3 separate regions of the Mus musculus genome follow, and all the other regions are linked to region 1. A link is a loop called in an ENCODE intact Hi-C map of the cell type or tissue named here. Cell type or tissue: left cerebral cortex. All regions are shown on one strand. Region 1 holds the start of Vgll2 (vestigial like family member 2). Region 2 overlaps Sim1 (single-minded family bHLH transcription factor 1). Region 3 has its middle 96 kb from the start of Gm23906.

Region 1 (2,500 bases):
TTGTGTCAGTTCACTTTTATAGTAGACCAGAGGGAGGATTCCACTGCGATGTCGGTTCCCTCCCCCAAGGGTTTCTGGTGGGACTTAGAGCAGACACCAGGAACAGCCCACCCTACCCTGCAATAAGAGCCCACCCCGCCCGCAGGCATCACTGGACAAGAAAAGGGACCAGTAAAGGGCATGTTTCACAACTGGAGGACACACTGTTTTTGCCTTAATGAAACTGAGCCGCACAGCTTTTATAACTAAACAAAGAAACAGCCCAAGTACTCTGACTTAGACCCAAGGAGTCATTGCTCTAAATATTGAGGACCCTTAAAGGCCAGGTGGACACTCTGAGCTTGGTCAGCCAGGCATAGGAAGATGGGTGGGAGCTCATAGAATCTTAGAAAGTAGCTTGCACGCTGTCCGTGTGGATGGAGTTGGTTCATTGAAGAGCACCCAAGAGGGTATGAGAGCAACCAAGATGGAAATGAGAAAGAAATGACCCAAAAAAGCAGAATTAAAATTGGAAAGAGTTGCTGGGGTTGGTGGGAGGGCAGAGATGGGACAGAGGGGGAAAGTTGCGTGTCTTAGCCACTGCGGCCACTTCCCGGAGGAGTCCCTCAACTCCTTTCTTAGTGGGGAGATTCCAAAAGATAGCCCTGGCCCTCCTCGTACGCAATCGGGAACTGTAGGCAGAGGTTCTCTACAAGAACTGCTCGAGACTTTGCTGCGCTCTGCTGCCACGGCACCCCCGCTTGTCACTCTTCCTATCTTTGTGTCCCTGCAGTCTTTGTCCCACGTGGAAACGAGGGAAGAAGGAAATCCCTGGGACACTGATGCTCCAGGAGGGAAGACTGGGCTCCCCCACTTCCCCCTCCCCCCTCCCCCACCCACCCCCACCCCCCGACATTCAAGATCCTCAGTCTCTGGCACCTAGGACACGAGCTTTCCGCGAGGGAGTCCGGGAAAACTCTTTGACCGCGTCGCAGTCCTTTGGTCCCCGCCCCCTCTTAGCGTCAGCGCGCCACGGGCTGCAGGGTTTAAATGCGCTCTAGCGGGAGCCCAGGCGCTTCTGCCCGGGAGCACCGCCGGGCTGGAACCGCCGAGATAGAGGGGAGCGAGTTTGCCGCAGCCCCAGCCCAGCGCTGCCCCGCAGCCCATGACTCCGGGGCTCGGGCGCCGCCTTCGCAGCTGCAGCATCCTTGAGCTTCGCGAAAACAGCGTTGATGAGAAACCACTCAGCTGCCTCCGCGGCGGGGAGCCATGAGCTGTCTGGATGTTATGTACCAGGTCTACGGTCCCCCGCAGCCTTATTTCGCAGCCGCCTACACTCCCTACCACCAGGTACGGGTCGTCCAGATGGGGCGGGAACCGGTGGAACACACACACACACACACACACACACACACACACACACACACACACACGGCTACAAAAGTACCACTACCTGAAAGGTCCCCTGAGCTTCCACGCTCCAGGGCGACAGACAGGCACCCAAAGACACCGTGATGCCGGGACCGCGCGCGCTGCAACCGCTATTAACTAATTCTCTTTAACTGGTGCGTTTTCTGTCTGGAGACAGCACCCAAGGCGTGCGGATGTTCACCCACGTCCTTCCCAGATCAGTTAGACTGAATTTTCTTTTTAGAGTCTGGTGCGGGTGTAAAGAGCTTCCCGCAAAGCTCACGCAGGGAAATCCGAACTTTGATCTTGACCGTAGAAATAAAACAAAAGGAAAATCAAAAGCCGGTTTCTCCAAGTCAGAGCTCAGGTGGCCCGGTCTGGCCAAATAGCTAAGGAACTGGTGGATTCCTTATCAGCAGAAACCTGCATCGGCCTTTTGGTCTGTGTTTTACAGAATTCTAGAGAGCATTATTTAGGTGTAGTTGACCCGCTATGGGAGCTCGCCTTTCTGGGACCCAAGTGGCAGAATTTGACAACCCAAAGTCAATTTTAAGAGCGCTTAACCCCGCTCCTGCAAACTGTGGAGGTTTTCTTCTGCCGATTTCTCTTTTCCCTGAGCTGTGTGTCTAGCCAAGCAATGTTTCCTCCGTGTCCCTGGCGAAGGTAGCAGAAATTTGAGGACAGTGTTCCAGGGAAAAAGCGAAAGCACACACACCTGGGGCAGAAGTCTGGATCAGGCTGAAGTAAGCGCCTGGTCTTCCCTTTGGAAAACGCTGTAATGTACTGTAATGTTTGCGTCAATACTTTAAACAATTTTGTTTGCAAATCTCAACGAAATATGAAGATGATGAAGTGAGTAAATTTTGCTTTAAGTTCCCCTCGCAAACTTCCCAAACTAGAACTTGTAGTCTTAGACTTAGGAATCATTTTTAAATGAAGTGGGAATATGGCGTTTGGAGTGTGGTGAAGTTAGAAACTGTTATCTTTTGGTCCCAGCTTCTGAGACCAGCAATCCTTCCCCACTATAGGACCAGAAGAAAGATAGTTAGGTTTTGCTAGTTGGTCCTTTCTCCTCCTGGACCCCAGACCTGTCTACTATATTAAATGTCGC
Region 2 (2,500 bases), 1.1 Mb before region 1:
GAACATCATAAGCTATGGTGGGATGCTTTCAAACGCAGCACAATTATCCATCTAAGACTAAAACGTATTAAACATATAAGGGTAGATCTTTTTTTTAGGGGAGTTGTTTTTACATTTAGGGGGAATCTTGATATCTTTGAATTTTTTTTTTGCAGTCAGATGCAAGTTCCGAATGCAAACTCCTGGATTCTTGCGGTATTCCCTTATGGGCCCGGGTATTTCTCGGAGAAAGGAGACAGACAGTAACAATAGCGATTATTTAGGTGGGTCACTTTGCCAGTATCTTGGGCTGCCAGTTGTTCAGTCCGGTTACTCCGAAGTTGCTAACGGAATGGGTAGAATGGGGTAAACTTTTTTCACAGGTTTGACAAGCTGGTGGGTTTGACACTCTGGTGGTTCTGTTCAGACCCCGGGTGGCTTTTTATCTCCGACCTTACCACACTTTTTTTTTTTTTCCACTGCGGAAAGCTCTCAGCCCAATAGGTACAAGTGATATGTCGGATCTTCCTTTTGAATCATGTCTTCTTGAAGTCTGGGCATGATTTCCAAACCTTCCGGGCCTTAAGTTCTCAGAGAATTGGAGGTGTCACAAGCCCTATCTAAAGGTCAGACCTTGCTACATACCAGAGTGTGATACATCCTTTGTGATGCACAAAGCACTACCATCCTTCAGGGTAGTTTTATGCTCAAAGGAGATCAGGTCCTTCCCTCATTCCCGGCAGGACGGGATCCGTAGGTCGCCAGGTGAGGGGCTGCCTTGCTTGGAGGCGAGGGTCTTCTACCGAGGGGGCATTATCCAGCCCGCATATTCCCGAACACTAAACTCCTTTACGACGGCACCCTCAGCCTCCATGCAGGACACTTGTTCCCGGTTTTAAGCTAAATCCGAAGAAACCCCAATTTCTTGTAGTGTTGGATAACGCGCAGCGGGTGTGGCGGGCTGGGTTACAAAGCCTGGTTGGCGGCTACTTCCCCAACCGGAAGCGCAAACACTGGGTTGGGAAAAAGCCGGAGAAACTAGTGACCCGCCTCAGCTTCGAACAACACAAACACTAGAAGATTCCTGGCACAGTCGTCGCTGGCTCTGGCCGGGGAGAGGCGGGCAGGCAAGAGTAGGACACACACCGGTACAGCGCAGGCCTTGCCGAGGTAGATCGCAGGAGCCTTTGTGAGCTCCGTCTCAAGCAGTGACCTGGGACAGTTTCTAGGGCTAGCGGAGACCCTGATGCGCCTTGTTGATGAACAAAGTGCTCTGCCCTGGAACTGTACCAGGAGTTGGCGCGACGCAGGGCACCCATTCCCTGCCCTTCTCTCCCCCAGAGAGCTCCGCTGTTTGGCCATGACAAACGAGAACCCAGAGGCTCCTTGATGCCACAGCCCCAGGAATGCCAGCGCAGGACTTTTAGCCCTGGCGCACACACGTGGTATTTGGGGTTTCAGATTTTCTTTTTCACGCACTCCGCCTAAGTAGCAACCACTAGCCTCTGGGGACCTTAAGTTAGAAGGAGGGCTTGGAAGGGCTTGTATCACCCTTGTCTTCGGTTGTAGACGGGTCACAGGAAACCTCCCTATTGCCTCCGAGACACACTAGGCATTGTGGAGAGGACACATTTTTATGGAGACGCCGTGCTAATAAGGGAGGAAAGAAAGAAGGGGCCACTACAACAAGCTCTTCTCTTTCTAGCCAGCAAAGGAGGCGGTGGATGCCTGGCCTGTAATCTGTATTTTGTCAAGGGCATGAAATTCATTCGAAGAAAAAGCCCGATCAATTTATTTTTGCTGCCTGCAATAACACAGCTGGATGATGCTTTGAGCGCGCGCTAGACTGGGGCTCATCATTCATTCACCAAGAACGGGCCTAAATGGTGCCTGTGGGATTAGGTCAATTTTAGTGGATCTACTTCGCCTCATTTGGTTACTAATTGGTTTCTTGTTTTATAAATCGAAATCTCATTTTCAGGAAATTACAAAACCCGCGCAGTCAGTCCATTGAGGTAATCCTTGGGTCAGGGGGTATTTAAATGGAAATGGCTCAACCGTGCACCAAGGGTAAAGCAACAGAGAAACTTGCTTGGGTATTCACATGAAATGTGAGCTAGCCCTTTAGATTCATAATAGATACACCCCTTCTAATACTACTTATGTAAATATGATAAACCAGATTTTAAGGAAAGTGAGGGGCCTGAGAGAAGTAAAATTTATCTGCTGAGGTTAATGTGGCATATCTTGGAAATCTTCCAAAATAGATTATGTTTTCCTTTGTCTTCAGCCACTTTAGCTGGGGAAAATCCTTTTGTCTGAAACCTGATTTAGTTATCGCCTCCCTCACAGAGAGCCTTTTCTCCTTTGCAAAACCCTGTTCCCTCTGCCTCACCGAGTTACAAGGGAATCTTTAGATCGTGTTCTCACTGTAATCCTGCCGCAAAAGGAGCTGGTTCCTCCTCATTTTAAACAGACAATCAAAGGATTTGCGAATTTTCTGCGGTAGGTCAAGTGCAGA
Region 3 (2,500 bases), 230 kb before region 1:
CCACCCCCACTCCCCTGCCCACCCACTCCCCCTTTTTGGCCCTGGTATTCCCCTGTACTGGGGCATATAAAGTTTGCAAGTCCAATGGGCCTCTCTTTCCAGTGATGGCCAACTAGGCCATCTTTTGATATATATGCAGCTAGAGACAAGAGCTCCGGGGTACTGGTTAGCTCATAATGTTGTTCCACCTATAGGGTTGCAGATCCCTTTAGCTCCTTGGCTACTTTCTCTAGCTCCTCCATTGGGAGCCCTATGATCCATCCATTAGCTGACTGTGAGCATCCACTTCTGTGTTTGCTGGGCCCCGGCATAGTCTCACAAGAGACAGCTACATCTGCGTCCTTTCAATAAAATCTTGCTAGTGTATGCAATGGTGTCAGCGTTTGGATGCTGATTATGGGGTGGATCCCTGGCTATGGCAGTCTCTACATGGTCCATCCTTTCATCTCAGCTCCAAACTCCGTCTCTGTAACTCCTTCCATGGGTGTTTTGTTCCCAAATCTAAGGAGGGGCATAGTGTCCACACTTCAGTCTTCATTCTCCTTGAGTTTCATGTGTTTAGCAAATTATATCTTATATCTTGGGTATCCTAGGTTTGGGGCTAATATCCACTTATCAGTGAATACATATTGTGTGAGTTTCTTTGTGAATGTGTTACCTCACTCAGGATGATGCCCTCCAGGTCCATCCATTTGGCTAGGAATTTCATAAATTCATTCTTTTTAATAGCTGAGTAGTACTCCATTGTGTAGATGTACCACATTTTCTGTATCCATTCCTCTGTTGAGGGGCATCTAGGTTCTTTCCAGCTTCTGGCTATTATAAATAAGGCTGCTATGAACATAGTGGAGCATGTGTCCTTCTTACCTGTTGGGACATCTTCTGGATATATGCCCAGGAGAGGTATTGCTGGATCCTCCGGTAGTACTATGTCCAGTTTTCTGAGGAACCGCCAGACTGATTTCCAGAGTGGTTTGTACCAGCATTTCTTAACATGATGCTCTCTGAATCTCCTGTATACTGTATCAAAACTGTTGACAAAAGACTCAGTATAAATACACCAATATCTCTGCATTCTGTGAACTAGGGTTTTTAAATGGGCTTTTGGAGTGATTCTAATATGTAGGCAGTATTTCAAACAGGAGCCTCAATTAAGGTGAGGATAATCAGATGAAAGAAATTCTCTGACCTTGTCACTAGAGGGCAGCACGACCCTAAAATTCATTTATTTTTCAGCATTTAAAATCCATTTTCCAACTTTGATAAAACTTTGATTTTGTTCCAGAGTAATATAAGCTTTACAGTTATGTTATAGTTTTATAAATTTTTAAGTAACAAAGCTTTTTATTATAGATTCTGGTTATAATATAGAAATTGTAAGATTTTTTTTTTTTAATAAAATTTTGAAACTAGCTTTCATGAAAGAAACCCAGGCTGGCCACAAAGCCTCCATGTAGCCAGACTGGACTTAAACTCCTTATAATCTTTCTTCACCTTCCCAAGTGCTAGAATTTCAGGTTAAAAAATTTCTAATTTGGAAAATTGCATATTATAATTTAAGAAATTTTGTGAGCTATTAGCGTGACTCGTGTGCTATCCCGGGAGCTCAAAGAACAAAACCTAGTAAGTCAAGAAAGAATATATCAAGATGTTTCATAGTCCTGTACCTGGAGTGTGAACAGAAAACAAATGGTTACTTATTAATCAGATTCAGTAGATGGAAGATTCTTGATCCAAACCTTCTCATGTATTTGAAACATACAGAAAATGCATATTTTAAAAAGCCTGACTTCATTGATATGAGTAGGATCCCTAAAATAAAAAGAGTTTAGTTCTCCTGAAAAAGATTAGATTAGATCTAAAGTAGCTGTGATTCTTAGAAAAGAGGCTGCAACTGGACAGAAGAGTTTGAGATGGTTTTTATTGAATTTATGCCAACAAATGGATTGTCCTTCCCGCTTACCGCGTTTGCTGTGGATAGATAATGTTTAATAATATTTTTACTAATTTGTTGAGAATGTTATAAAATGTATCTATCAAAATACATTGTGTGAAAATATGATGTTGAAAGTGGAATATCCTCTAAAAACTGAAAAATTCCCAAAACAGGAGTGTAAAAGGGTCTCACTGTGCTGAGACCAATGATTTTTTTCCCCTCTTAGCGTTCCCCTCTTTGAAATAATTTTTTTCTGTATCTTTCTGTAAGTTTGAGTTCTGAGTAAATCTCATAGCCTGAAAGGTGAACACAGCAGAAAACAAAAAATGAAAACACTTATCTTACTCATATACATGTATTGACCATTTTGTAGACAGAAACCACCCCCAATCACATGTGTACATCCTATGGCCACTAACATTTGATTCTGATAAAATAATGCCTTCATTAAAGTTGTCTTCCTTTCCTGCTAAGGATCAAACTCTGGGCCTTGTCTCTTCTGGGTAAGCCCTGAGCAACATCTCTTGCTGACCTAAAAGTTCAGTGCCAGCCACAGAGAACACG

What was found. A loop is a pair of places that touch in the nucleus more often than their neighbours do. Peaks named below come from ENCODE experiments on the same cell type or tissue, not always from the same donor. Only the 100,000 strongest peaks of a DNase experiment are listed, where the experiment ranks them.
Region 2: it touches region 1 in a loop (9-fold over the local background); 6 of 42 quality-filtered maps call a loop at or near these places.
Region 3: a loop joins it to region 1, with 5 times the contacts of the local background. A loop is called at or near these places in 3 of 42 quality-filtered maps.

The regions. Positions count from the first base shown.
Region 1 is chr10:52,021,475-52,023,974 of GRCm38, forward strand. It overlaps Vgll2 (vestigial like family member 2), which reads left to right and starts at 1,028. Exons shown (of 3, transcript NM_153786.2): 1 at 1,028-1,329. The coding sequence starts at 1,249. In left cerebral cortex, no CTCF peak of the experiment used is centred here; DNase peaks (open chromatin) are centred at 1,173, 1,797 and 1,965; H3K4me3 peaks cover 338 bases.
Region 2 is chr10:50,899,996-50,902,495 of GRCm38, forward strand. The region is part of intron 1 of Sim1 (single-minded family bHLH transcription factor 1); the gene reads left to right. Among named protein-coding and RNA genes, the nearest start is that of Sim1, 5.6 kb to the left of the region's middle. In left cerebral cortex, no CTCF peak of the experiment used is centred here; DNase peaks (open chromatin) are centred at 148, 712, 1,144, 1,596 and 2 more places.
Region 3 is chr10:51,791,065-51,793,564 of GRCm38, forward strand. No RefSeq gene overlaps it. Among named protein-coding and RNA genes, the nearest start is that of Gm23906, 96 kb to the right of the region's middle. In left cerebral cortex, a CTCF peak has its summit at 1,203 (motif pointing right); a DNase peak (open chromatin) is centred at 1,189.